Regions from separate parts of the Homo sapiens genome. Here all the other regions are linked to region 1. A link is a contact called in ENCODE Hi-C or POLR2A ChIA-PET data. All regions are on one chromosome and are shown on one strand. Each heading gives the region's core, a stretch centred on a gene start or an enhancer-like site at or near the end of the contact. The rest is flanking DNA. Distances are from core to core; before and after follow the strand shown. Region 1 holds the start of UBQLN2 (ubiquilin 2). Region 2 holds the start of PHF8 (PHD finger protein 8). Region 3 holds the start of TSR2 (TSR2 ribosome maturation factor). Region 4 holds the start of GNL3L (G protein nucleolar 3 like).

Region 1 (6,884 bases), core at 4,385-6,884:
CTGAGCTCCTTCTTCAAAGATAAAAATTTCCAATGTTTATGGGGCAACTAAATAAGGAAATACATGAAGTGGACCTGGAGGAGACTGGCAAATCAGAATACAACCCTTATCTGAAGAAGGCAGCCAATATTCACCTCTAGTCAAATTACAGCCCTCAAGTGTATGAGCCCAATGTAGCCAGATCATTTAATTTTGAAAGAGAATTTTGAAATCTGGATTTGTAGGGGAGATTTTCCGAGTTTTAGGTGTCGGCAGGCCAAAGCCAGCCCAGGAATTGCCAGTTTGTAATTTGTGTCCTGGAAGTTAAAGTGGATATCTAACACTAGAATTTCTGGGCATTCAAGATAGCCTGATTTGTACATTCTTGCTTAACAGGCAAACTAAATGAAAAAGCAAAATTATTAGCAGATTATAGGGAACATAGGGTCAGAACAAAAATGATATGTAATTTGAATGTGTATCTCCAGAACAGAGTACATATCTGTCAGCTAGACTGTATCTCTGCTCTGATCCTTTCTAGGTTTTTTGTGTTGTTTTGTTGTTCATTTTTTCATTTCCTAATTTAACCTACCAATGGTAAACTTATTTCATTTGCTTTATTTTCAGAGAGGGGTGTGTGTCAGAGCAATTATTGTCTGGCTCATGTACTTACTGCCTGTGACTACAACCCTGAAGGGTATGTGTATTAATCCCACTTTTGCTGATGAAGAAACTGAGGTTCAAAGAAATGAATGAACTACTCAGTCACAAAACTGTAAGTGACCAAGTTGGAGTTGAAATACTGGTCTGTTTGGCTCCAGTTTAATCTCTTGCTACAATACCACAATACTGTTTCTCTGGTTCTGACTTTATTATTTGCCCCCAAATGCATCAACAGGAGTAGGGAATAATCATGGGATTTCTCTTAGGTTCTGTAGTTACACTGCAGGAAGAAAACACATTTAGTATAATCATCTCAAGACGCCAAGAGCAAGAATTACTGCCTCCAGATAAATTCCTAAACGTAGAATTACTCAGTGAACTTGTCTGCACATTTTCTTAAACTTTTAGTGTTTATCAGCAAATTGCCCTTTAAATAAGCTGTACTTACTAAGTAACTTAATTCCCAGCAGATTATGAGTTACCTCTTTCCTGTACTACTACTACTAATGATAATAATACTTCTATAGTGGATACTATGAGCAGGAAACTTGTAGGTGCTTAAAATACGTTAATTTATTTGATTATCAAAATAGTCCATCATTTTATAAATGAAGAATACTGAAGTACAGAAAAGTTAAGTTATTTGCCAAAGTCATGCAGTTTACAATCAGAGGTAATAGAACCAGGATTTGAACTTAGGCAGTCTTTATTGACTATGTCTAGATTGGATATTATATTGGTCTTTTAAATTTTATAGACAAAAAGTATTTCACAGTTACTTTAATTTGTATTTTTTTATTTAAAGGAGATAACATATTTTTTCTTCCTTTTCTCCCTTTCTTCCTTCTTTCCTTTTTCTTTTCATTCTGACTTTTTTTTTCTTTTGTAAGATACTGGTTAACATCCTTTGCCTATTTTTCCCTTGGAGCGTTCATTTTTTAAAAATTTGTAAGAAGTGTCTGTATGTCATGGATAGATCTCATGCGTTATATATGTTGCAATTTTTTTGTTTGTCTTTAACTGCTTAATTTTTATTACATTGTTGATATATAGTTTAAAATTCTTATTTAATGAAATCTATTAATTTTTTCCATCCATGATTTTTCTTTGTCATTTTCATCAGGTTACCATCATGCCTAGCTTATGTAAATATTTGCCCTAATATATTTCTGCAAATTTTATGATTTCATTTTTTAATCTAGAATTTATTTTGATATTTAACTTAAAAGTTCATTGATGGCACTCTTTCCACCTTTTCAAAACTGTTATGAGGTTGTTATTTTTCTCATTCCTGTCACTGCAGTGGGATTTGGTAAAGAGAGAGGGTAAAAAACGTAAGCTCAGCAGCCACTATGAACAAGAAAGCTGATTTTTAAAATAACTAGTTATTTACTTTCTTGTAACCCAGGCTGGAGTGTGGTGGCATGATCAAGGCTTACTGTTCGGGGGTTATTATTTTTCTCATTTCTGTCACTTCAGTGGGATTTGGTAAAGAGAGAGGGTAAAAAACGTAAGCTCAGCAGCCACTACGAACAAGAAAGGTGATTTTTAGAATAACTAGTTATTTACTTTCTTGTAACCCAGGCTGAAGTGTGGTGGCATGATCAAGGCTTACTGCAACTTTCACCTCCCAGGCCCAAGCGATCCTCCCACCTCATCCTCCCATGTAGCTTGGATTATAGGCACTAGCCATCAAGCTCAGCTAGTTTAAAAAAAAAAAAATTGTAGAGATGGGGTCCCGCCATGTTACCCAGGCTGTTCTTGAACCTGGGCTCAAGGAATACGCCTGACTTGGCCTCCCAAAGTGTTGGGATTACAGGCATGAAACACTGCACCTGGCCTTGTTCATTTTCTTACATGTCTCTTACATGGTTTGTTAAGATCTTCTACTTCTGGAATATATTTTGGCCATATCTATCTTCCTAGAAATGTAGTCATCAGGGCTTTTTTTTTTTTTTTTTGTCATTAGCCAATCTTTTTACAACGTATTTCTTTTTTATTAAAAAAAAAATCTCCTTCATCTGTGACTAAATGTATTCACACAATACTAGTTCGTATATTTTTCTTGGTGCTTTCTTTGTTTCAGCTAATTAATGCTGTCCTTTTCCCTAATGAGGATACGTATGTTCTACTACTAAAATGTTAATTTTATTTCATTGTAACTTAAAACATTAAAAGTAATATATTTTGAAGTAAAATGTCAAAAAATCACAATCACATAATTTTTAAGGTAAAGAAAGATAATGCAAAGAAGTGTGTTTCTGGAAGGTTTCCTCAAGAGGGTGAGTATGGTTTTGCCCCTCTGATGTGTATTTTGGTGAGGGAATTGTCAGCCAAGACAATCGCCAATTAATAAAGATTTGTGTATTTGACTTGATTCTTCAAATACTTTCTTAGATTTACTTAACAAATTTTATTTTTTCTGTTTGTTAATTCATTAATATTTGCTTTTATCATTCTATAGCTGTCACCTCACTTCCCTCCTTTTATTTTCCGTTGCCTTCTTTATTCGAATGCCTACTTCCCTTATTTTCAATCTGTTGTTTGATATTTTAAGTCTTTGAATGTATAAATTTGACTCTGAGTTCATCCACATAGTACTTAATAAATGAAATAATATTAAACTGGACCTTGATACAAATGCAGCTTCCAGTGCACCACTTATTTCAGTAGGTTTGGCGTGGGGCCTAGAAACATGCATTCTTAACAATGTTCTCAGATCACACGTAGAAAAATCCTAGCATTAGTATTGCTGTATATGCTCTCATTATCATTATTTTTGTAAATTTATTCTAATAAGAACATTGCACTTTGCCCCAAAAGTATTCAGTTATGTTTTAATAATCAAATGGTTGGTTTTTTGTTCATACTTTGATTATTAATATCTAGCTTTATTCTATGGAAATTAAAGATTACCTATAATATTTTCATATTCTCACCACCCATAATTAACTATTGCTGATATTTTATCATATTTGCTTTCATTTTAAAGATAAAAAGCATTTTTACATATTTAAGTTCCCTTTACTCACTATCCTGTATCCTATTCCATTTCCTCTTCCTCATGGGTGCAAGTTTGGTATATTTCTAAAAGAATATTTCAAATATACATAAGAATGTATTAGAGTGCTGTTTGGCATGTATTAGGTTGGTGCAAAAGTAATTGCGGTTTTTGCTATTACTTTCAATGGCAAAAACCATTGTATAATAGTAACAATTCGTTACTTTCAATGGCAAAAACCGCAATTACTTTTGCATCAACCTAATACTAATTAATTTGGCTTTTTAGATCTATACATATTAACATATTTAAAGCTAGTCATCTTTTTACCTCTGTATTTTATTAATTATATTAATAAAATAGAGAGGTAAAATAATATTAATTCTTCCATTTCTCCATCGATGGATATAACATACCTGTATATATATATTTTTCTTATCTTCAGATTTATTAAAGTATTTGTGACCTAATGACTTTGAAATGCTGTTAAATGTTGAAAGCAGTGGTGCTTTGGTGGATGCTTGGTAGAGGGTGGGGGTTGGGGAAGAATTTTCTGTGTGGTTTAACCTAGAGTTAGAAATATATAGATAAATTTGAAATTATTTCTTCTATTTTTCAAGTTCTCTTTCTCAGCATTGCTACATCTTTATTGCTCTTACTTAATCTGTAATTAAATTAGGTAAATATGTCAATGTTTGCCACTACTATTATGTGCCTGTCAATTTCTACCCATACTCTTCCCCAAAATACCTTTCTGTAGTGCATACTTACAAAAATCATCAGAAAATTCAAAATCTTATGAAAATAGAAAATAAGAATTATTCATAATTTCAGCAAACAGTACTAACAGCCATTAACTTATTTGTGCATAGCCTTCCAGATTTTTTTACACATACGGTTTACATATACAACAAACTGTTCAAAAATTGCTTTTAAAATAAAAATATATTTATTGTATTTTTGATATTGGAACATATATTCTTATATAGTTTGTAACTGTACAGAAATATACAAAGGCATAATTGAAAATACTCTGTGATTTCCCTATAACTACAGTTTATTTCATGTATACCTTTAAAGACACTCTATATTTTCTTGTATGGTAATATGATAATGTGCTCAACTAATCTCATGTAAACAGATAGTTAATATATTTAAATAACATTTTAAAATGCTACAATGTATATACATTTTATACATAAATATTTTTGCATCCTCATCCGATTATTAGGCGAAGTGTCTAGGTTAGGCATTTCTAAATAAAGGTGGAAACATTCAAAATGCTGATATATATTTTCAAATTGCCCTATGGTTGTAACAATTCACACTTCAGCTAGCCTGAGAGGGCATTTTTTAGGGTCCCTGTCAACAAGAAGGTTTACCATTATTTTTTTCCCTGCCAATATGATAAGCCAAAAGTAGAATTTTATTGTTTTAACTTGATTTCTTTTTATTAGTAGTGAAATTAATCATCCTTTTTTAATGTCTATTGGCCATTTGCACTCCTTTTGTAAAATGCACGCTCCTGCTCTGTCTTCTTCCCTTCCCCTACTGGAGGTGTTCCTCTTTTCTTTTTGCTTTGTCAGAGTTCTTTATTATTCATTTTTCGTCTTATACGTGGGATCTGTTCGATTCAGGCTTTCACCCTTTTACTGCCTTACAGATTGCTAATATACATTCTCCATTGGTCTTTTAATGTCGTTTACAGAAGCTGACTCTCTACCGCCTCCTTCTCTCCGTCTCACCCTCTCTGCCTCGCCTGCTCTGTACTGTTCTGTTCTCTTCTCTCTCTCCCTTTGTTTCTCTCTCTCCCTTTTTTCTTTTCAGTGCAGAAGTTTTTAATTTTGACCGAGCCAAATCTATCAATCTAGGCCTGGCGCCGCGTCAGCAGAGGGGGCGGGGAGGCGAGCGCGGAACTGGGGGAGGGGAAGGGGCGGGGATCAGCAGGCGGAGCGGCTGCCAGAGTTGCTGGGAGTGCGCGCGGTCGGATCACAAGGCGGCGGCGGAGGAGGCCCAGAGACCGGAGCGCGGAGACCTCAGCCAGCGGCCTACGCCCAGGCCTTTCTCCACCGGAGGACCAGGGAACCGCAGTCTTCATCACAGAGGTACCGTGCTCCGCGCTCCCCGCCTGACCCGGCCCAGCCCGCTGCGGCGGTGCCTCCTTCCTTCCTCCTTCCCTCGCGCTCTCTCTTTCGCCCGCCCGCGCCTTCCCTGCCCGCCTGCGTCACCGCGGCCGCCATGGCTGAGAATGGCGAGAGCAGCGGCCCCCCGCGCCCCTCCCGCGGCCCTGCTGCGGCCCAAGGCTCGGCTGCTGCCCCGGCTGAGCCTAAAATCATCAAAGTCACGGTGAAGACTCCCAAAGAGAAAGAGGAGTTCGCGGTGCCCGAGAACAGCTCGGTTCAGCAGTTTAAGGAAGCGATTTCGAAACGCTTCAAATCCCAAACCGATCAGCTAGTGCTGATTTTTGCCGGAAAAATCTTAAAAGATCAAGATACCTTGATCCAGCATGGCATCCATGATGGGCTGACTGTTCACCTTGTCATCAAAAGCCAGAACCGACCTCAGGGCCAGTCCACGCAGCCTAGCAATGCCGCGGGAACTAACACTACCTCGGCGTCGACTCCCAGGAGTAACTCCACACCTATTTCCACAAATAGCAACCCGTTTGGGTTGGGGAGCCTGGGAGGACTTGCAGGCCTTAGCAGCCTGGGCTTGAGCTCGACCAACTTCTCTGAGCTCCAGAGCCAGATGCAGCAGCAGCTTATGGCCAGCCCTGAGATGATGATCCAAATAATGGAAAATCCCTTTGTTCAGAGCATGCTTTCGAATCCCGATCTGATGAGGCAGCTCATTATGGCTAATCCACAGATGCAGCAATTGATTCAGAGAAACCCAGAAATCAGTCACCTGCTCAACAACCCAGACATAATGAGGCAGACACTCGAAATTGCCAGGAATCCAGCCATGATGCAAGAGATGATGAGAAATCAAGACCTGGCTCTTAGCAATCTAGAAAGCATCCCAGGTGGCTATAATGCTTTACGGCGCATGTACACTGACATTCAAGAGCCGATGCTGAATGCCGCACAAGAGCAGTTTGGGGGTAATCCATTTGCCTCCGTGGGGAGTAGTTCCTCCTCTGGGGAAGGTACGCAGCCTTCCCGCACAGAAAATCGCGATCCACTACCCAATCCATGGGCACCACCGCCAGCTACCCAGAGTTCTGCAACTACCAGCACGA
Region 2 (6,884 bases), core at 106-2,605, 2.5 Mb before region 1:
CTTTTCGGGAAGCTTCTTTCATCTCTCACTGAACCCTCCCCTAGCTGACCCCTGTTTCACAGGGCTCCCTCTATTATGACGCAAACCACAGCGTCAAAAATGAGGCTGGGGGTATCTCAAGACAAGACCCTCCTCTCACCACCTGAAATAGGGCCAACCAGAGAGAGATAAGGGATCCCTGAAAGTCTCTTCAGGTTACTCAAAGCCTTCACGAACAAGACAGACAAGACTAGGCGCCCAACTCAAATCACAGTTCTGGGGTCGTGTTCGGAGAGTTTAAATAATCCTTTCCATCACTCTCAATATCATTCCTTCCCCGACCAGTCAGGAGTCTCATCACCCCCAAAACTGAAATAAATATAAATCTCTAAACTGACCAGCTCGTTCTGTACTTTAAAGATGACAGGGTTCTGGCTGCATCCCTGAAACTCAAAAGGATCTATTCAAAACCCCTCAAACTGACTAGAATTTCCTCACACTCCCGAAACTAAGCAAGGATTCTTTTGCATCGCTCGGAAACTGGCAGCGTTTCCTTGCAGCCCCCCCTCAAACTGATGAGAGCTCCCTAGTCTCCCCAAATGTTCAGGTACCTCACAGTATATCCTAAAACTGACAGTAATAGCCTCGCAGCCCCCAAAACTTACAGGAATCTTAACGCTTCCCCAACTGACAGGAACCTCCTCACGCCCCAAACCTGACAAGAACGTCTTCAGTCCAGAATCCTACAGGGACCTCCTCATGCTTTGGGCTGCAAGGACTCCACGCCCGCGGAGCTCAGCCCCAGCGACACGCCGGCAGCCGGGCTAGCTCCGGGACTGCGAAGCGCCTCAGCGGAGGCTCGTCCGGTAGTTCCGGCCCCTACGGCGACGCGCGTCGAATTCTGGGATAGTCCCCGTACCGCCGGGAACCTCGCTCGCCTTCCCCTCGAGCCCCCCGCTGGGTCGCGCGGCGCCAGCCGCTCAACGGTGCTTCAGAGCAGCCTCCTCCACAACATTCCCCTCGGCCCGGCCGTTCGGGCCTACTGGAGACCGCGGCTTGGGCCTAGTCTGGCGGCCGCCCGGCGAACGGGCAAGTGGCGTCGTCGCTGGGCCGGCAGGAGATACTCGCGAGCAAACCAACGGGGAAAGAGATGAACCGGCCGCCACGTCCGAGGCACACGGCCCGAAAAGTCGCTGGGAGAAGCCCAGTGGCGGTGGTAGGCAATTCGGAGTAGTCAATAAAGTTTATTCAAAACAATGAGGAAGTTGAGGCGGAGAGGGGAGGAGAAATACGGGATAAACAGCTACCATGTTGAGAGTGGCGGCGCTACCCAGACAACCAAGGCGACCGCCATCTTATGAGGGCTGGACTCGCGAGGTGAGCGCGGCGGAGGCGGGGAACCGCGAGCCGCCGGCTCCCGGGTGACGTCATCGGGGGGGCGGGGCGCCACCTTGAGAAAGGAGGGCGGTTCTCAGCCACCTTTGGACCCGCTCGTCTCTTTAAGGTGCCCAATCGCCGCTGAAGACCTTGAGCCCAGAGGCGGAGAAGCCGCCATCTTAGGCGAGGCAGACGTTTGGCTCCATTTTGAGTGGGGCCCGAAACTTCCTAGCCTTCCCCCTCCTCCGGGCAAACAGGGAGTTCAGCTACCCCGACTCGCACACTCCTCCTCCCCAGCCTTCTCCTCCTATGAGAGGAGGTGAACTCGGTGACTCCAAACTACAAAATTAATAGGTGGCGGCGGGGGCGGGCTTCAGCCGGGGTAGAGGCGGAGTACTCACCGCGGCTCCTGTTCATTGAGCACCTTCGATAGGCTGGGCTCTTTCCCACGGTCTCTGCGTTGTTGGTTCTTCCCCCTGTGAAGGAAGCTCTGTGATTATCACCAAATGAAGGCAGGGGCTTCGAGAAGCCAAGTGACTTGAGTCCCGGAGCAGGGACGTTGAACCTTGTGCCCTGTGCTACCCGCGTTCTGTCCCCAGGCCCTCAGTGTAGTTCCTCTGTAAAGCTGCTGCCAACTCCACAACTCCCTCTGAACTCTTCTTTGACCCTACTGTTTCACTTCAGTTCAAATACAGTTCAAGGATTTGTTTGCACCTGTCCCACAATTTTCTGACTATAGCCTGAGGGGAGGGGAGAGGAGGGGGGATGAGAGGAAAGGCTGAGTTAGTGGAGCTTTGCTGAGTTAGTGGAGCTTCGTACATATGCTTCAAGATGGCCTAGGTTTTCTCAAACATTCTAGAAAATTCTCTAGGAGTTATCTTACTATTTCATTTTCTTAAAGGGTCCCATTGCTTTAAAAAGGAAATGTGTGCGTGCACACAATTTACTAACCAGTGATGGTGGGGTAGGCCCTGGGGATGCAATGGTGAAAACAGGGCCTCTGGAGTGGGAGGGCATCTGCCAGTGCAGGAAACAAAGTTGCGAGTAAACAATTGGAATAGAAGGCACAGTAAGCACACAAATACCACCTGCAAAATGACCTTTGCAAAATGCAACATGAAGCTACAAAAGAGCCTTACAAGCTGCTTGCAGCTGCTGTAAGAAAGACGGCAGGGGGACATGGACGATTAAGTTCACTTAAATAAACAAGCGAGAACATTGTACTCAAAAGGATCAACGTGTACAAATGCATGGAGGCACATAGAAAAATATTTACTAGAAGTTGAATATTGTTGGAACAAGGAAAACAGAAGAGAGATAGGTAGGAGGTCAAACAGTAAAGGGTCACAACATGAAAGATTGCGAAATGCAAAAGAGTTTAGATTGTATGCAGTTAGCAAAAAGAAAACACAGGTTTTTGAGCAGGGGTAGCTTAGTCTCATATTTGTGACTTACCCAGAGGATGGTTTAGGGTTTTTTTTTTTTTTTATGTTTGTTGTTTTAGAGACAAGGTCTCACTCTGTCAACTCAGGCTGGGCGGTCATAGCTCACTGCACCCTAGAACTCCTGGACTCAAGCGGTCCTTCCGCCAGAGCCTCATGAGTAACTGAGACTATAGGCGCACACCACCACACTCGGTTATTTTTTATTTTTTATAGAGCCCAGGCCTCGCTATATTGCTCAGGCTGGTCTCAAACTCCTGGTTTCAGATCCTCTAAAAGCGCTGGGATTACAGGCCTGAGCCACTGCACTGAAAGGTCCAGGTTTAATGGGACCTGAAGCTTATATGGTTTGGGGGAGGAAGGGTGAGACGTCTTTAAGAAAAAAATAGCCGGGCGCGGTGGCTCATGTCTGTAATCCTAGCACTTTGGGAGGCCGAGGCGGGCGGATCACAAGTTCAGGAGTTCGAGACCAGCCTGGCCAACATGGTGAAACGCCATATCTACTAAAAATAAAAATATTAGCCGTGTGTGGTGGCACATGCCTGCAGTCCCACGTACACAGGAGGCTGAGGCAGGAGAATCGCTTGAACACGGGAGGCGGAGGTTGCAGTGATCCGAGACTGTGTCATTGCAGTCCAGCCTGGGTGACAGAGCGAGACTCCATCTCAAAAAAAAAAAAAATGACTTATGAATACAAAATTAGGTTCAAAGGTAGGCAGTAAGAGTATTTCTACAAGCAATTCCTTCACCTGGGTAATAATTACGAAGAGAAGTGATACAAGGCACATGTAAATGTACCATGGGGCCGGGTGCAGATTGCATGTCTGTAATCCCAGCACTTTGGGAGGTCAGGATGGGAGGATCACTTGAGCCCAGGAGTTCAAGACCAGGCTGGGCAACATAGTGAAACCCTGTCTCTACAAAATAAAAATAAAATGAATTTTTAAATAACAAATATCCCATGAAACCCAACCTAAATATATCCCCCAAATCAACTTCCCCTTAGGTGGATCTCAAAAATGTCAGGCAGCTCCAACACCACCTAATGCAAGGGAAAGTATGGCCAGGCCCTCAGTGGAAAGGGACAGCACTTTGAACCAATTGTTGTTTAAATGTATTTTGTGAACTTTATAAAACACATCACCATGTGACCCTATGGAAAGTGACAGGTCCTGCAGTTTAAGATGTCTTAGCTTCACAAGGAGTCAGGAGGAATGAGGCTGTTTCACTAGTGTTGGGGGGAAAAAATTGGTCCAGGATAGTTTGGGAAAGGGTAGAAAAAGATGAGATAATTTGGATATTTTGGAGGTTGACTAGGCAGTGTTTGGAAACTGATAATAGCAGATGAGTGAGTGAAAGGGGTGTGAGTTCACTTCTGGGTTGAGTGTCAGCATAGATGACGGTGCCACTGAATGAACTGGGCTACGCAGAAGAGAAAACAGATTTGGTGGGGAGGAGACTAAATTTAATTTGGACTATGTTGAGTTCAGGTGTGTGTGGAACATTAATTCCCTCACCCAACAGTTCTTTATTAATCTACTATGCATCATGCACTGTGCTAGGTGCTGAGGATGTTGAGGTACCCCAGATAAGGCCCTGGCCTGCATGCAGCTGACAGTCTACTGGCGGAAACAGTCAATGATCAAATAAAATTTCATTAATATGTGAATTTCATTCACATATTTTCTTGAACACCTACTGTTAGGCACTGGGGATTTAGGGGTAAACAAAACAGACAAGTCCCCGCCCTCCTGTGACTCATTTCCAGCAAGGGAGACGGATAAAAAGTGAGGCAAATCAGAGAATTTCCAATTGAGGTGAGTGCTATCAGGAAAGTAAGACCAGTTATGAGATAGAGAATGATTTGAAAGGAAAGCAGTCTATTTTAGATAAGGTAGTCAAGGAAGGGTTCTCAGAGAAGGTGACAGGAGCTGAGACCTGAATAACAAAAAGAGCTAGCTAGGGACAAAGGCAAAAGGAATCAAAAGTGTTGGCCGGGTGTGGTGGCTCACGCCTGTAATCTCAGCACTTTGGGAGGCCGAGGCGGGTGGATCACGAGGTCAAGAGATCCAGACCATCCTGGCCAACATGGTGAAACCCCATCTCTACTAAAAATACAAAAAATTAGCTGGGTGTGGTGGCACGTGCCTGTAGTCCCAGCTACTCAGGAGGCTGAGGCAGGAGAATCGCGTGAACCCGGGAGGCAGAGCTTGCGGTGAGCCGAGATTGTGCCACTGCACTCCAGCCTGGGCGACAGAGCAAGACTCCATCTCAAAAAAAAAAAAAAAAGTGCTAAAGCCCTAAGATGGGGGCAAGAGGACTGGGTGGGCTACAGGTGGGGGTCAGGGTCTCCAAGCCTGAATTAGAGACCCTGTGTGTACCCTTAGGGAATAGACGATCTAATAAATTAACAAAACAAGGAGGCTGGAAAAGGTCAAACCCTAAGTGCTACATAGAGGTTTGAGCAACCTGTGTGGTGTGGGAACAAAGAGGCAGTCACAGTTAATTCAAACACATTCAGTGGGTGTGTGAGGAAAGGCTTCACAAGAGGTAGCATTGGACCTAGGTACAGTGGTTCCTACCCCGACTCCTAAAATTCCTCCCCAGTGTCCTTGAGAGGTGGGGAGTGGACAAAGGATATTAGGAAAGGCAAAGCTGCCAGGGGTCTGAACCAGAGGCAGTCAGATTTGCTGACAAAGCAAGTCTTGCCACTGCTAAGGATGGGAGGCAGCTGGCTGCTGCCCTGGAAATGTGTGGACTGGTCCAGTCTCAGAGGATGCAGCCCATGATGGGACCTGGCTGCCACAGCACCAGGCTGCCCTGGAAGCCTACCTCCCCCATCCCACCTCCATTTAACAGTTGTAAACATTTATTTTTAATAACACAGATTCAGTTCCATCCCATTGTAATGTAAATGCATTCCCATTATAAACATTCAAACAGCCAGGCTGAACTTTCCCCGTGACAGGGCATTTCAATGCCTGCTTACCTCTCTAGAGGGAACCTCAGCAGGATCTTTTCCAATTCATTTCTCTACATATATGTTATAGCTATTGAGGTAAAAAAAAAAAATGATGAGGGCTACAGTGAACTATAAAACACATGAGTGGAAAAGGGGGGATTGGGGGGAAACTTACATGAGGAAAAACAGGTGTCCTCTGAAACAGACTTGAAAGTACAAGGACAGTAAAAACAAAAGACAAAATAATACTAAATAACATTATCTGAGAACTTACTGTGCTAAGCACTGTTACAAACTCGCTACAAGCATTAAGTCACTGAATCCTTAGAACAACCATATGAAGTAGATATCAATACTGTTAGCATTGTATGGATGATGAAGCTGAGTACAGAAACTTTAATTCACTTGCTGGAGGTCACTTAGCTAGTTTGTATCCTAGCAGGGGTTCCTGGTGATACAGGCTCAGAGACCAGGCTCTTAACCACTCCTTTATACCACTAGTGTGGATTTAACAGCAACTGGTGTATAAATGTAATGGGAAGGTAATCAATTAATGGTTCTTTGCATAATTTGAAACACAGAAACAAAATGTGGTTTGCACACACTTGAAATAAAAACTAGCAGGATGGTGCCCCAGGTGCCAAACTAAGCAATGGAGAACACCAACCCACGCCTCCAGGGCCAGCTTCATGGGCGTGCCTGTTCACCGAGCTCTGCTCCTAGAAGGGGCCTTAGGCTTGGTTTAATGTAATGCTGTGGCTGTCTTGAAATTGATAATTTTATCTTTGAGCTTGTCTTTTCTAAGTGTAGTCCACTGTGACAATGGATCATGGACATGAGCAGAAGGGATATGCTAAGTGGCAGCACCCACAGCCTATGGAAACTGCAGGCAATGTGCATGCCACCAAGCAGTTTGACAGGCCGCCTGGTGTGCAGAAACACACCAGAGGGGGACATCAGGGCCCAGAGGGGACGTCAAGCCAGTGACTACAGTGGCAGCAGTAGCAAAAGCAGCAGCACAGGTAGCAGTGGCTATAGATCTGGGAGAGAGGAGGGCCTCTGTGCAGGAACAGTGAGGAGACCTGTTGTGAGAGGCAAGCTTGTCCTGTCACCAGGGCCTGTAC
Region 3 (6,884 bases), core at 3,561-6,060, 2.1 Mb before region 1:
CCCCCAGGGCTGGGTCAGGGACCCTCTGCTGAACTCCCATGAGTCCCTGTGCTCCTTTCTCCCTGGGCATTGCACAGAGATAGATTTATCGTAGAACAAATCAATCTTAAGCATCAGGGCCCCACACTTGCACAGGCCACTTCCAGGTCTCTGGTTATTGAGCCTGGTCTATTTGAAGAATGTTTAAGATTTGTCGCTGTGCCAAGAGAAGTTAAAATAACCTGAAATCTTACAGCTCACATGTAAAAGAAACTAGAAATTTTCCCAAGTTTGACAAAAATCTTAAAATGTACATTACTAATAATGAGTTGTGAAATTGAAACTTTTCTAAAATACTAATAATAAAAAATTTTACTCAACTGAATTGAAATCAATTGAATTCTTTGTGTTCTCTCTAGAAAATATAAAATACTTGTCATATGAAGAGTTCTATAAACTCTTTGATATCAAAAAATGTAGAAAAATTAGTAGAGAGGTGAGTCATGTAATTAATAAGAATATTTTATTTTGGCAGGGCGTGGTGGCTCATGCCTGTAATCCCAGCACTTTGGGATGCTGAGGCAGGCGGCTCACCTGAGGTCAGGAGTTTGAGACCAGCCTGGCCAACATGGTGAAACCTTGCATCTACAAAACAAAAACAAAACAACAAAGTAATATTTTATTTTTCTGGGTTAGAAGATGTTTGTGACATTTGTCAGTTTTTAAAAATTTGTAATTTGTAAATTAGATTTCTAATTTTAAGGAAATACTTTCATCAATAAATCAACAAATAAGTAAAGTGTACAATTCAATGGCTTTTAGTATAGTTTCTTCTGATTTGCTCCTTGGCTTTCTCCTTAGCTTTCTCACTGTGTGTTCACATAGTTGTCCCTGTGTGTACACCTCTCTGGTGTCCCTCTTTGCCTGTGTCCTCATCTCCTCTTATTATTATATTTTGTTGTTTTTTGTTTTTGAGACAGGGCTTGTTCTGTCACTCATGCTGGAGTGCAGTGGTACAATCATGGCTCACGGCAGCCTCAACCTCCTGGACTCAAGTGATCCTCCCTCCTCAGTCTCCTGAGTAGCTGGGACTACAGCCATCACACTCAGCTAATTAAAAAAAAAATTTTTTTGTAGAGATGGGGGGTCTTGCTTTGTTGCCCAGGATGGTCTCGAACTCCTGGCCTCAAGTGATCTGAGCCATTGCACCGAGTTCTAATCTCCCCTTCTTTATAAGGACATCAGTCATAACGGATTAGGGCCCACCCATGCAACCTCATTTTATCTTAATTACCTTTTTAAAGGCTCTATCTCCCAATACAGTCACATTCTGAGGTACTGGGGGTTAGGGTTTCTACATATGAATTTGGGGGGTGGTGGATACAATTTAGCTCATAACAGCAACCATTACCTCGTCTAATTTTTAGAACATTTTCGACACCCCCAAAAGTAGCCCTGAAGCCATTTAGAAGTCACACTCTATTCTTTCCCCATCCAAGCCCTGGGCAACCATTCATGTATTTTCTGTCTCTATAGATTTACCTATTCTGTATATTTCATATAAATGGTATCATACAATATGTGGTCTTTTTTGACTGGTCGGTAATTATACGTCCTCTTTCGTTCCTGATTTCAGTAATTTGAGTCTTCTTTCTTTTATTTCTTCCTCAGTCTAGCTAAGGGTTTGTAAATTTTGTTGATCTTTTCAAATAACTGACTTGGCCAGTTGCATTTGCTCACACCTGTAATCCCAGCATTTTGAGAGGCGAGGCAGGTGGATCGCTTGAAACCAGGAGTTCAAGACCAGCCTGGGCAACAAAGTGAGACACCCCCTCCCAACACACACACACACACACACACACACACACACACACACACACACAACCACACACACACACACACACACACACTAGCCAGGCATGGTGGCCTATTCCTGTAGTCCCAGCTAATCAGGAGGCAGAGGCAGGAGGATCCTTTGAGCCCAGGAGTTTGAGGCTGCAGTGAGCAATGTTTGTGCCACTGCATTCCAGCCTGGGCAACAAAAAAAGACTTCATCTCTGAAAAAAAAATAACCGCCCAGGTCCGGTGGCTCACGCCTGTAATCCAAACACTTGGGAAGGCTGAGGTGGGCAGCTCACTTGAGGTCAGGAGTTCAAGACCAGCCTGGCCAACATGGTGAAACCCTGTCTCTACTAAAAATACAAAAATTAACGGGGCATGGTGGCATATGCCTGTAATCCCAGCTACTCTGGAGGCTGAGGCAGGAGACTCCTTTGAACCTGGGAGGCAGAGGTTGTAGTGAGCTGAGATTGCACCACTGCACTTCAGCCTGGGTGACAGCACCAGACTCCATCTCAAAACAAACAAACAAACAAACAAAAAACAACAACTGACTTTTGGCTTCACTGTTTTTTCTTTTCTCTATTGTTTTTCAATTCTCTATTTCATTTATTTCTGTTCTATTATTTATTATTTCCTTTCTTATGCTTGCCTTGGGATTACTTTGCTCTTCTTTTTCTGGTTTTGTGAAGTGGAAGTGTAGGTTATTAATTTGATATCATTCTTTCATTTTTTATTTTTTTGAGACAGGGTCTTGCTCTGTCCCCCATGCTGGAGTGCAGTGGCACAATCACGGCTCACTGCAGCCTTGAGCTCCCAGGCTCAAGCAATCCTCCCACCTCAGCCTCCTGAGTGGCTGGTACTACACGCATATGCCACTATGCCCATCTAATTTTGTTTGTTCGTTTGTTTGTTTGAGACAGAGTCTCACTGTGTCGCCCAGGCTGGAGTGCAGTGGAGTGATCTCAGCTCACTGCAACCTCTGCCTACCGGGTTCAAGCGATTCTCGTGCTTCAGCCTCCCAAGTAGCTGGGATTACAGGTGTGTGTCACCATGCCTGGCTAACTTTTGCATTTTTAGTAGAGACAGGGTTTGTTCATATTGACCATGCTGGTCTCAAACTCCTGACCTCAGGTGATCTGCCCACCCAAAGTGCGGGAATTATAGGTGTGAGCCACCATGCCTGGCCTAGTTTTCAAATTTATTTATTTATTTAGTTTGAGACAGAGTCTCACTCTGTTTCCCAGGCTGGAGTGCAATGGCACCATCTCGGCTCACTGTAACCTCCGCCTCCCGGGTTCAAGCCATTCTCCTGCCTCAGCCTCCCAAGTAGCTGGGATTACAGGTGCTTGCCACCAGACCTGGCTAATTTTTGTATTTTTAGTAGAGACGGGGTTTCACCATCTTGGCCAGGCTGGTCTCGAACTCCTGACCTCAAGTGATCTGCCTGCCTTGGCCTCCCAAAGTGCTGTGATTACAAGCGTGAGCCACCACACCTGGCCTAATTTTTAAAATTGTTTTTAGAGATGGGGTCTCACTATGTTGCCCAGGCTGGTCTTGAACTCCTGAGCTCAAGCCATCCTCCCGCATCAACCTCCCAAAGTGCTATGATTACAGGCATGAGCCACCATGTCCGGCTCTTCTTTTTAGATATGCATGTTTACAGCTAAAGATTTCCCTCTAAGTTTTGCTTTAGCTGCATCTCATGCATTTTTTTATGTTTTTGTTTTCATTCATTTAAAAGTGTTTTCTAATTTGCTTTGTGATTTTTTTCTTTGACCCATTTATTGCTTAGGAGTGTGTTAATTTCCATATATTTGTGAATTTTGTAAGTTTCTTTTTACTGATTTTTAACTTCTTTCCATTGTGGTCAGACAACATACTTTGTATGTTCAATCCTGTTAAATCTATGGAGGCCTACTGTATGGCCTAGTGTATGATCTGTTCTGGAGAATGTTCTTGTGTACTTCAGAAAAACATGTACAGTTATCCCTGGGTATCCGTGGGAGACTGGTTCCACGACCTCCGGAGGATACCAAAATTCATAGATGCTCAAGTCCCTGATATAAAATGGCATAGTATTTGCGTATAACCTATGAATATTCTACTGTATACTTTAAATCATTTCCAGATGTGACTCACGCCTATAATCCCAGCAATTTGGGAGGCTGAGGCAAGTGGATTAAACCCAGGAGTTCGAGACCAGCCTGGGCAACATGGCGAAACCCTGTCTCTACTAAAAACACAAAAATTAGCTGGGAGTGGTGGTGGGCACCTGTAATCTCAGGTACTCGGGAGGCTGAGGCACGAGAATTGCTTGAAACCAGGAGACGGAGGTTGCAGTCAGCCGAGATGGCGCCACTGCACTCCAGCCTGGGCCACAGAGTGACACTCGGTCTCAAAAAAATAGATAAATAAATAATTTCCAGGTTACTTATAATGCCTAATAAAGTGTAAATGCTATGTATATAGCTGTTATACTGTACTGTTTAGGAGAATAATGTCAAGAAAAAAAGTATACACATGTTCAATGCAGATGCAATTTTTTCCTGAATATTTTCCATCTGAGGTTAGTTGAATTCACGGACGTGGACTGCCCCCCATAGGGAGAGCTGATTGTATTTTACTGTTGTTGGTTGCAGTATTCTATACAGATGTTAGGATGCTTTTTTTAAATGCAGATTTTTAAGGCTATACTCACTGAGTCCTCTGCCCCAGGGCCTGGAATCTGTATCTGTAATAAGTTCCCCACATATTTCCTCCGCAGTACCCACGGATCCGGAAACCATGGCCCCACACGTCCTTCAGGTCTGGTGTCCTTTGATTTAAGTGAGTAACTCTGGTGGTGTCATCGATCGCTCTGACAGATTTTTCTTTTGCTCTAGTCTTGCTGCCAGGTCTGCGGAAAAGAGAATCCTGTGTTCTCAGGCTCGGCTTGCGTCTCGTTCTGCCTGGGCCGAGCTACAGAGGGATTGGGCCGCCGGGACGTCACGTGGACTGGGGCCGGATAATGGCGGGCGCTGCAGAAGATGCGCGAGCTCTTTTCCGGGCTGGGGTCTGCGCGGCCCTGGAGGCCTGGCCGGCCTTGCAGGTCAGTGGGGCCAGGGCCAGGGCAAGGTCAAGGTTAGGGCCCGGGGCAGAACAGGAGTTGGTTGGGCTAGGTGCCTGAGGCTTGGCTAGGCGGCATAAGAGGAGTTGGCTGGGCGGCGTAAGCGGCCTCCAGGCTACTCCAGGTCTGCTCCCAAGCTGACTTGGTGGGCTTGGACCTGTGTTTACAGATCGCTGTGGAGAATGGCTTCGGGGGTGTGCACAGCCAGGAGAAGGCCAAGTGGCTGGGGGGTGCAGTGGAGGATTACTTCATGCGCAATGGTGAGTGAATGTGAGGCGCCGCGACCCGCCTGTGTGGGGGTGTGGAGAGGAGGAGCCCCATCCCGCAGAGCCTGCATTTCCTCTCGAGCAGTTGTGGATTGGTACCTAAAGGTGAGGTGGAATGAATTCAGCTTTTAGAATCAGAATCCTGGATTCCAGTGCTTTACGGGCTGTACCACTGACTCGTGGGATTACTCTGGACAAGGCAGTTTACCTCCCTGAGACTCAGTTTCCTAGTTTCTAAAATGCGTATAAAAGTATCCACCAGAGCGCTGTACAGTAGAAATATTATGCTAGTCACATATAATTTAAAATTTTTTAGTAGCCACTTTAATAAAGCAAAAAGCAGATGAAATCAATGTTAGTAAACTCGGTGTGTATGAAATATTTCAACATGTAGTCAGTATAAAACATTGAGATATTTTACATTTTTTAGTATTAAGTTTTCAAAATCTGGTATTTTACAGTTTTAGCACATTTCGATTTGGCCTAGCCATATTTCAAGTGCTCAGTAACCACCTGTGGCTGTTTGGACAGCAAAGATCTACACTGTAGGCTCGTCTTGAGGGATATACAAGAACAAGAGGCCCAGTAGAGGGCCTGTTGCATAGTATGGTTTTTAAAAAAATCTTCATTCAATTTCTAGCTTTGGAGATGACATTAGGCAGAGTCATCTCTCTCAAGAAAGTATACTATCCATTGAGGATCCACACACGTAAATAGTTACAACATTGATAGATTTTCTGATAAAGAGGAGCTCAGGGTGCATGGGGTAACAGGATGGGGAGACAGCTTCTTAGTGGAGGTGGTGAATTGGGCTGGGTCTTAGTGAGAAGGAGTTAACTAGGTGGGGGAAGCAGAGAGAGCAACACTCAAGTTCTGTGGCATGAGGGTATAATGTGTTATATTTGGAAAGTAGCAGGGAGCTCAGTATTGGAGTATGGGCGTGTGTGCGTGGGGGGTGGAGGAGTGGTAGAGAATGAAGCTGGGGTGTGGGAAGCCCCCTTGAAAAGCATAAGACATGGAAGCCCTTATGTGCCTTTGATTTTATCATTTAGGCCAGTGTTTGCCAAAATTCATGCTAACTAGTTCTGTTAGATGTTCAGTGAAGAAGCTTCTCCAGTTACCTTATGTAAGAAAAACTCTTGTTCTGCTCCCACTGAAAAGTCTTAACACTCATGAACATATTAAAGGCTTGGGTAAGAATAAGAACCACTAAAAAACCTGTTTGCTTTTGTTTCTCATTAGCTTTCTATGGATAGTGTCCCTTAAGACCCAGCAGAACAGATATTTCTCAAAGGCAAACTGTGAAACACTGCAGTGGCTGGTAAAAATTCGTGGGCAGGTTCTAGGGTGAGAAATAGGATGGGATTTGCTGGCTAGAAAGTTCAGGAAATAATCAGTATGAAGCATAACCTGGAGAGGGAAAGACTGATGAGAACGCTGTTTTTGTCTAGAAACTGATGAGGCCTGAAGTAGGACAGTGGCAACAGGCATGGAAAAGAAGGGGTGGAATAGGGCCTTGGAGATTGGTTGGCTGTAGACAGGGAGGGAAAAAGAGGCAAGTTCCTGGTTTGAGTTGATGGGTGGATTAGGTGTCTTTTCTCGGAGTAGAGGAACCCTGGAGGATGCGAAGCAGGTTTAAAGAGTAAGGTGATGAGTCTGGCTTTAGATATGGAAGATCTGCGGCATCTGTG
Region 4 (6,884 bases), core at 1,411-3,910, 2.0 Mb before region 1:
GGAAAGTTAGAGAACCACTAATCTAGATTTAACTATTATTAACATTTTGTTTCAGATCCTTGTAGTCTTTTAAAAAATATGAAATATTTCGGACATACAAATAAGTATAGAGAAGATAACAAAAACCCACGTACCTACCACCTAGCTTAGAAAGTAAAATATTAGACAAACAGTTGAAGTTCCCTGTGTATCTCTCTCTCATTCTGTTCTTTTGTTTTCTTCCCCAGAGGTAATCAGTATTCTGGATTTGGTATTTCTCCTTAAAAATTATTGTTGGCTGGGGGCGGTGGCTCACACCTGGAATCCCAGCACCTTGGGAGGCCAAGATGTGGTTGGATCACTTGAGCTCAGGAACTCAAGATTAGCCTGGGCAACATGGTGAAACCCTGTCTCTACAAAAAATACAAAAATTAGCCAGGTGTGGTGGTACATGCCTGTAGTCCAGGTACTTGGGAGGCTGAGGTGGGAGGATGGCTTGAGTCAGGGAGGTGGAGGCTGCAGGGAGAGGAAATCAAGCCACTGCACTGCAGCCTGGACGACAGAGCAACATCTTGTCTGAAAAAAAAATTATTGTTTATATATCTATATAATCTATAAGCAACATTGTTTGCTGTTTTCTAGATTTTAAAACTTTATATAAATGGTTTCATACTTTATGTGTCCTCTGCAATTTGTATTTTATCTCAGTATTGTGTTTTTGAAATTTAGCTGGGTCAATGCATGCAACATGATTCATTCTTTTTCATTATAGTATTCTGCATAGTATTCTGTCATATGGCTATACCATAATTTACTTATTCATTCTCCTGTTGGTGGAATTTTGGGCTGTTCACATTTTTTTCTCTATTACAAACAGTTCTGCAATGAACATTCTTCCACATGCTCATTGAGCAAGTGTATAAGAATTTCTCTAGGAGTTAAAGTTTAGAGGTGATCTCTATCTATCTATCTACCTATTAATCAATCATCTCCAATACTAGAACTGCTGGGTCCCAGGGTCATCTTCAGCTATTCTGGATACTTCCTAATTGTTTTCCAAAGTCGTAATAACTAGTTTCCACAAGATTTCATTGTATTTTTTCCCTTATATCTTGTGCATTTGGGATTTTGTTTAAAAAGTCCTTCCCCAGTCACAAGTCACAAAGATATTCTCCTGCATATATTAACTTCATAGTTTTACCTTTCACATTCACAGTCTACCCTCTTAGGTGGAATAAATAGAGATCCAGTTTTATATTTCTTTTCATGGAGAGCCAAATTTCCCAATGCCATCTACTAAACAGCCCATTTCCCATTTTTTGTGGTGCAGGCCTGTAAACTCACCCATTTAACAAACAGTTGTTGAAGCCTGCCTCATACCAGTCTTGTGCTGGGTGTTGTTGAAAGCTTGAAGATACATGGCCCCTGCTCTCAGGGAGTTCACCCTCCTGTGGAGACACAGTCACATAAACAACTACAGTATTGTGATAAGTGCTAGCTTAGCTGTATAGGTAAGGTGCTCTGGGTTTCTAACTCATCTGCGAAAGTCAGAGAAGGTTTCATCGAAGTGACAAGAGTTAGGTCTTAGAGAAACAGAGCAAAATTGCAAATGCAGGGGGAAAGGTGAAAGTGGTCAGGGCTGGTTTCAGGTCCAGAGGAATTTCATGTGTCTCTAGGATGAGAGGTTAGAAGCCCTCCAACGATGTAGAGAGGTAGTGAGTCCTGTTTATGTAAGGGATAAAGGGACAGATGGAGTCATTTTCAGCCCGTCTGTGCTTGAAGTGGAGAAACAAACCCACCCTCGGAGGCACAGAGTTCCACCTACTCTGTGCCCCACCCCAGGGTTTAGGCTTGAGGAAGAGGAGGGGCTGGAATTAAACCATCAAGAAGAAAACATTTGCAGACTAATATTTACTATTTTGTGGGGGAGACCTCACTTCCCAGCCAGCTCCTTGAGATGGCTTCAGAAACCCCTACTTGCCCCACTCCAGAGATATAAATTCATTCCCTTCTGCAGACGCTGCTCCGGGATTGAGGGAAGGATGGAGTAGGAGGGGAAGAAGGCAAAAGGGTGGGAGAGGCTTCTAGTGTGGGAGAGGCTTCTAGTCGTTCTGGCTCCTGCTCCAGCTCGGGTTGGGTATGGCCATAGATCTGAACGTATGCAGAAAAAGCTAGGAGTGCTCAGGGATGGTCTGGGGCTCAAGGACCCGGGAAGGTGGTTGGGAATAGCTAACCAATTCACTTCAGGTGGGGAAATACTCGGCCAGACACGTGACCCAGGCGGCCATTTTCTCACACCCTGCTGTCGCCATCTTCCAGGCAGACAAAGACACCATCCCCCACCCTTGTCTGATTCGGGCGTGGTGACTGCCTGGTTATTGAGATTTGGGAGCACGCATATTTAACCCCAGACAGATGCCCGCAGACAAAATTTTGGCTTGCAAGTAAGGTATATGGCCGCACCAGTCGACCCGCCGCTTCTTCCCGGTCATTTCCCCGTCCTCCTTCTCCCTCCTCCGCTATTTCCTTAACTACGGGGCAGGCAGGAGGCGGGGCCAGCGTGGTCGCGAAGAAGGGACGGGCGGGCGTGAGCTGTCAGTCAGAAGCTCCGCCCCCCCCCCCCCCCCCCCGCGGAGACCGCACGGTGGGCGGAGTCGGGCGCCGCCGGCCTGGGATCCGGAAGTCGGAGCCTAGCTGCGCGAGAGTTTCTGCTCGCTCAACCGAGTTGTCGTGTTGCCCTCGCTTCTCAGATCCCCGCCGGAAGTGTAAGTAAGAAACTTCTCTCCTCTTTTCTCACAATGTGCGCTCACCTAGACGGCCGGGCAGTTAGGATCGTCTATTGGATGTGAAACCAGAGATGCCCGCCAACCTGGAATAGAGAGGTAAACAGCAGGATCCCTTCCAGGGTAGAAGGGACCGGAAGAGGGGCAGGGATCGCGGCACACGTGGAGACGCGCCGAATTGCCTTTTCGCGGAGTGGAGTTTGCCGGGAGAGGGGCATTGCCCCATCCCACCTAGAAAGGTGTAGACCCGGGACACACTGTGTAGAGAGGCACAAACTTCACTTGTGTGGTGAAGCGTTGATCGTCCTCAAGATAGTGAGGCTTCATTCTGCATTCACCTTGTATAGACAGGAGTCGACCCACCAAAGGCATGGGGGACATCCACCCCAACCGTGTAGAGACATCTCCCTCCACCCAGCTGAGCAGCGCAGACTTCTCCCGACTTAAGGCACTTCCTTGGCTTGGCTCTAGACAGCCGTCTCGAGGCACCTCCTCAGGACAGACAGAGGCTTTGATGTATCTGCCCCCATACCAGCATAGAGGAGCTTAGAAACATTTAATATACAGAGGGAGGGCACCTCCTCCCCATACGCGTAGACTCAGAGCCCTCAGTATCGCTCCCCAACTCACCCGTCCCCAAAGTGGTTGCAGTTACAGGCCTCAGCTTATGGACAACTAAGCCAATTGCCCCCTCCTCTTAGGTTAGAGTGAGTCCCCATTGTGGAGAATCAGACCTGATCCCTACTTCCGTAGCCCCCGTTTTACCGAATGTGTAATTTTTCGAAGCACCCAACATGCTTCGAAGCAAACAGGAACAGACCTTAATCCATGAAGAGACAGTCAGGTCTGCCCCTTGAGGGGCCGTGGGGGTAGAGGGGCTCAGATGTGTTCCTCTCCCTTTGAGGTAGACACAGATCATCCCCCTACCTCCCCCTACCTCCCCCAAAGATTTAGAATCACTAAATGTAGCAAGGGAGATACCCCACAGGAGCAGATATGCAGGTCTCCCTCCCTGTAATGTTGAGAGGGAGTGACATCGCTGATTACCTGGCAGTTCAGTGCGTATGGTCTCTCCCCTTTACCCAAGGTAGTGGAGCTCAGATCTGTTTCTCTCCACCCAGGGTAGAATCACAGACGCCCCCACCCCCAAGTATTAGGGCTGATCTATTAATTTATAGCTGCATTGCCAGCCCCCTCCACACACCACCCATGCAGAGAACCAGAGCCCCTATTTCTTTCAGTGTTAGTGTGCCGCTGACTTCAACCAGCATAAAAGATGAAAGTTGTCACAGTCCACCTTCCATAGAAGGGTCCAGAATAGCTCACTGCAGGTAAGGTGCAGACCCGCTTATTCAAAGCTGCATAGTTGTGGAATCAGGCATATCGATCCTGTACCACAGCCCTCTCCAGGGTGAAGAGACGCAGGACCCATCCCCACAATCTAGAGATAAACAGATCTGTGATTCTTTCCCCATGCAGCAGAGATGCACACAGCCACTTTGTGGGTTTCCCCAGTTTCTCTGCACCCCAGAGTAGAGGGACAGATGGCAATCCCCCCAACCCAAATCACCAAGGTATAGACCCCAGGCATATGCAGGCACAGATTTTTACCCCCTCCTCCAAGATTTTGTACTTATCTCAATCCATATAGACACTCAGGTAAGAATCCCTGTTCTCAGGCCCCTTTTCCCCAGGGTAGACTCCTGAGATCTATTTACGCCCTTCCCCACCACCTCTCCCAGGGTAGATGAGATATAGAATCCCCTACTTGGGAAAAGAGGCACTATTATCACCCCATATAGAAATAGACCATCCTTGCATGTCCCTTTCCCCTCAGTGTGGAGGTGTTGAGCACTAGTCCCCTACCTAGAATATAACACTACAGTGTGGAGGAATAAGGACCAAAGACCCCATCTGACCCCATTTGACCCCACTGGGCTCAAAGCCCAGTGGCTTTGAGCCACTGACTCCACCCCGGATGAGGTTGAGACCTATTCCTCCCTTTGGGTAGTATGACACTGCCTTCTCTGTGTGGACTCAGCCATATGAGGCTTTAGCTCCAGCTTCTCCCAGTTTTCCTAATTATTACGCCTTCCTCATAATGTTCTTTAACATTTTACCTTTAGGGGACTTAGGAGGGGGCTTGTGGCATTGTGATTCCCAGCTGTCTTCAAATTGCTTCTTCTCCCATTCTGACAGGAAGAGAGCAAGCAGATTTGAACCTATCTGCTTTCAAGCTGGTCATCATGATGAAACTTAGACACAGTGAGTTTCCTTTACCACCCCTCCCAATCCTGTGCTTTTAATGAATATTCATAGAATTTCACAGCAACTTTTTGTTTTTTTGGTTTTTGTTTTGAGATGGAGTCTCGCTCTGTCACCTAGGCTGGAGTGCAGTGGTGCAATCTCAGTTCACTGCAACCTCCGCCTCCCGGTTTCAAGCATTTCCTGCCTCAGCCTACCGAGTAGCTGGGATTATAGGTGTGTGCCACCATGCCAGGCTACTTTTTGTATTTTTAGTAGAGACGGAGTTTCACCATGTTGGCCAGGCTGGTCTCGAACTCCTGACCGCAAGTCATCTGCCTACGTCGGCCTCCCAAAGTGCTGGGATTACAGGCATGAGCCACTGCGCCCAGCCTTCACAGCAACTTTTAAAAACTGTTGAATATGTTTCACATCACTCAGTCTGGATCTTTTTCATATGGTATCATTGCTGTCCTCCTGACTTCCTTGTAAGAGAATGTTTCCATTATGCCCCATTCTCAATTTACAGATGAGGAAACTGAAGCTTAGCAAGGTTAAGTGACTTGATCTGAGGTGAATTGCGATAAAAACATATCACACTGCCTGTAACCCCGACATGTCCTAACATTTTTCTCTATCAGTTGGTACCATAAGTTGTACTAGTGATTAAGAGCGTGCCTGTAATGCCAGCTGCTTGGGAGGCTGAGGCAGGAGAATCGCTTGAGCCTGGGAAGCAGAGGTTGTGGTGAGCCAAGATCATGCCACTGCACTCCAGTCTGGGCGACAGAGTGAGACGCTGTCTCAAAAAAAAAAAAAAGGAATAAAACAAAACAAAAAAAGAAAAGAAAATGATAACATTTGGATAGCACACTGGCACTGGGCAGGCTGGATGAGGATTGTGCTCTGTTTTCTGTGTGAATGCTGGCCCTGCCAGTGGACAGCTTGGTGGGAAAAAAATACATTTTTTATATAATCATAAAAATGTCATCAAGAATCATACTGTTAATACCAAAAGCAAATAATCATACTTTTATTTTATTTTTTATGTTTTTTTGAGATGGACTCTTGCTTTGTTACCAGTAGAGACGGGGTTTTGCCATGTTGGCCAGTCTGGTCTTGAACTCCTGACCTCAAGTGATCCGCCTGCCTTGGCCTCCCAAAGTGCTGGAATTGCAGGCGTGAACCACCATGCCCGACCAAATAATCATATTTATAAGTAACACAAGAAAGGTGGTAATTATACTTTATTTAGGAACATCTAATACTAGATGATAGAAATATTGATAGTGATGGAAAAGACAAAAATTACCTCGTTAAATAAAGTAGGATATATGCATACTTAAGAATTCTGGCTGTTTAAAAGATAAAGTAGTATCATATAGAAAGATTATATGGAAAAACTGTATTGTGTGGAAAGACTATTAGATGGAAAGATCTTCAGATTTGCTAACTGAAAGCAGGCATTTGCCACTATGCCCCACTAATTTTTTTTTTCAATAGAGATGAGGGTCTTTCTATGTTGTCCAGGCTGGGCTTGAACTGCTGAGCTCAAACAATCCTCCCATCTTGGCTTCCCAAAGTGCTGGGATTACAGGCGTGAGCTACCACACCTGGTTTTTTTTTTTTTTCTTTTTAACAAGAGGGAAAAATAGTCTCAGCTTGGCACTGGTGAGTCTGGAGGGCTACGTTCTCTACCTACTGACCCCCGGATAAACGTGTGGCAGTGAAAACAACAACCACCTTTTGAGAGGCCTGCAAGTGAAGCATTGTCCTTGGGAGAGCCAAGTATCAAGGCAGGAGCTTGGACAATTGATCCCAGGGAGAGGTTGTTAGGGGAGTGCTGATCACCCAGGTGGGAGTTTCAGAGAATGTTGTGGG

The links. Hi-C counts contacts between places; a loop is a spot of excess contacts on that map. ChIA-PET counts read pairs that join two places held with the same protein, here RNA polymerase II (POLR2A). Pooled maps may share reads with other maps.
Region 2: a loop to region 1 is called in a map of CD8-positive, alpha-beta T cell, with 8 times the contacts of the local background. The contact joins the promoter of PHF8 here to the promoter of UBQLN2 in region 1. A Hi-C loop is called at or near these places in 3 of 168 maps with a recorded cell type or tissue (CD8-positive, alpha-beta T cell and naive thymus-derived CD4-positive, alpha-beta T cell) and 11 of 50 pooled maps.
Region 3: a map of CD8-positive, alpha-beta T cell shows a loop between it and region 1 (11-fold over the local background). The contact joins the promoter of TSR2 here to the promoter of UBQLN2 in region 1. A Hi-C loop is called at or near these places in 1 of 168 maps with a recorded cell type or tissue (CD8-positive, alpha-beta T cell), 1 of 37 single-sample maps with no recorded cell type and 7 of 50 pooled maps. POLR2A ChIA-PET finds 5 or more read pairs at or near these places in 1 of 52 experiments (GM12878).
Region 4: a loop to region 1 is called in a map of CD8-positive, alpha-beta T cell, with 10 times the contacts of the local background. The contact joins the promoter of GNL3L here to the promoter of UBQLN2 in region 1. A Hi-C loop is called at or near these places in 2 of 168 maps with a recorded cell type or tissue (B cell and CD8-positive, alpha-beta T cell) and 8 of 50 pooled maps.

The regions. Positions count from the first base shown.
Region 1 is chrX:56,557,993-56,564,876 of GRCh38, forward strand. UBQLN2 (ubiquilin 2) reads left to right here and starts at 5,635. Exons shown (of 1, transcript NM_013444.4): 1 at 5,635-6,884. The coding sequence starts at 5,882. RefSeq lists enhancers at 5,338-5,965, 6,362-6,561, 6,572-6,631.
Region 2 is chrX:54,043,118-54,050,001 of GRCh38, forward strand. It overlaps PHF8 (PHD finger protein 8), which reads right to left and starts at 1,356. Exons shown (of 22, transcript NM_015107.3): 1 at 645-1,356. RefSeq lists enhancers at 1,028-1,277, 1,488-1,947 and silencers at 1,298-1,467, 5,279-5,573.
Region 3 is chrX:54,435,594-54,442,477 of GRCh38, forward strand. TSR2 (TSR2 ribosome maturation factor) reads left to right here and starts at 4,811. Exons shown (of 5, transcript NM_058163.3): 1 at 4,811-4,909; 2 at 5,097-5,187. The coding sequence starts at 4,829. RefSeq lists an enhancer at 4,529-4,578.
Region 4 is chrX:54,527,559-54,534,442 of GRCh38, forward strand. GNL3L (G protein nucleolar 3 like) reads left to right here and starts at 2,661. Exons shown (of 16, transcript NM_001184819.2): 1 at 2,661-2,861; 2 at 4,962-5,027. The coding sequence starts at 5,009. RefSeq lists enhancers at 2,062-2,582, 2,237-2,286, 2,737-2,796, 2,807-3,066.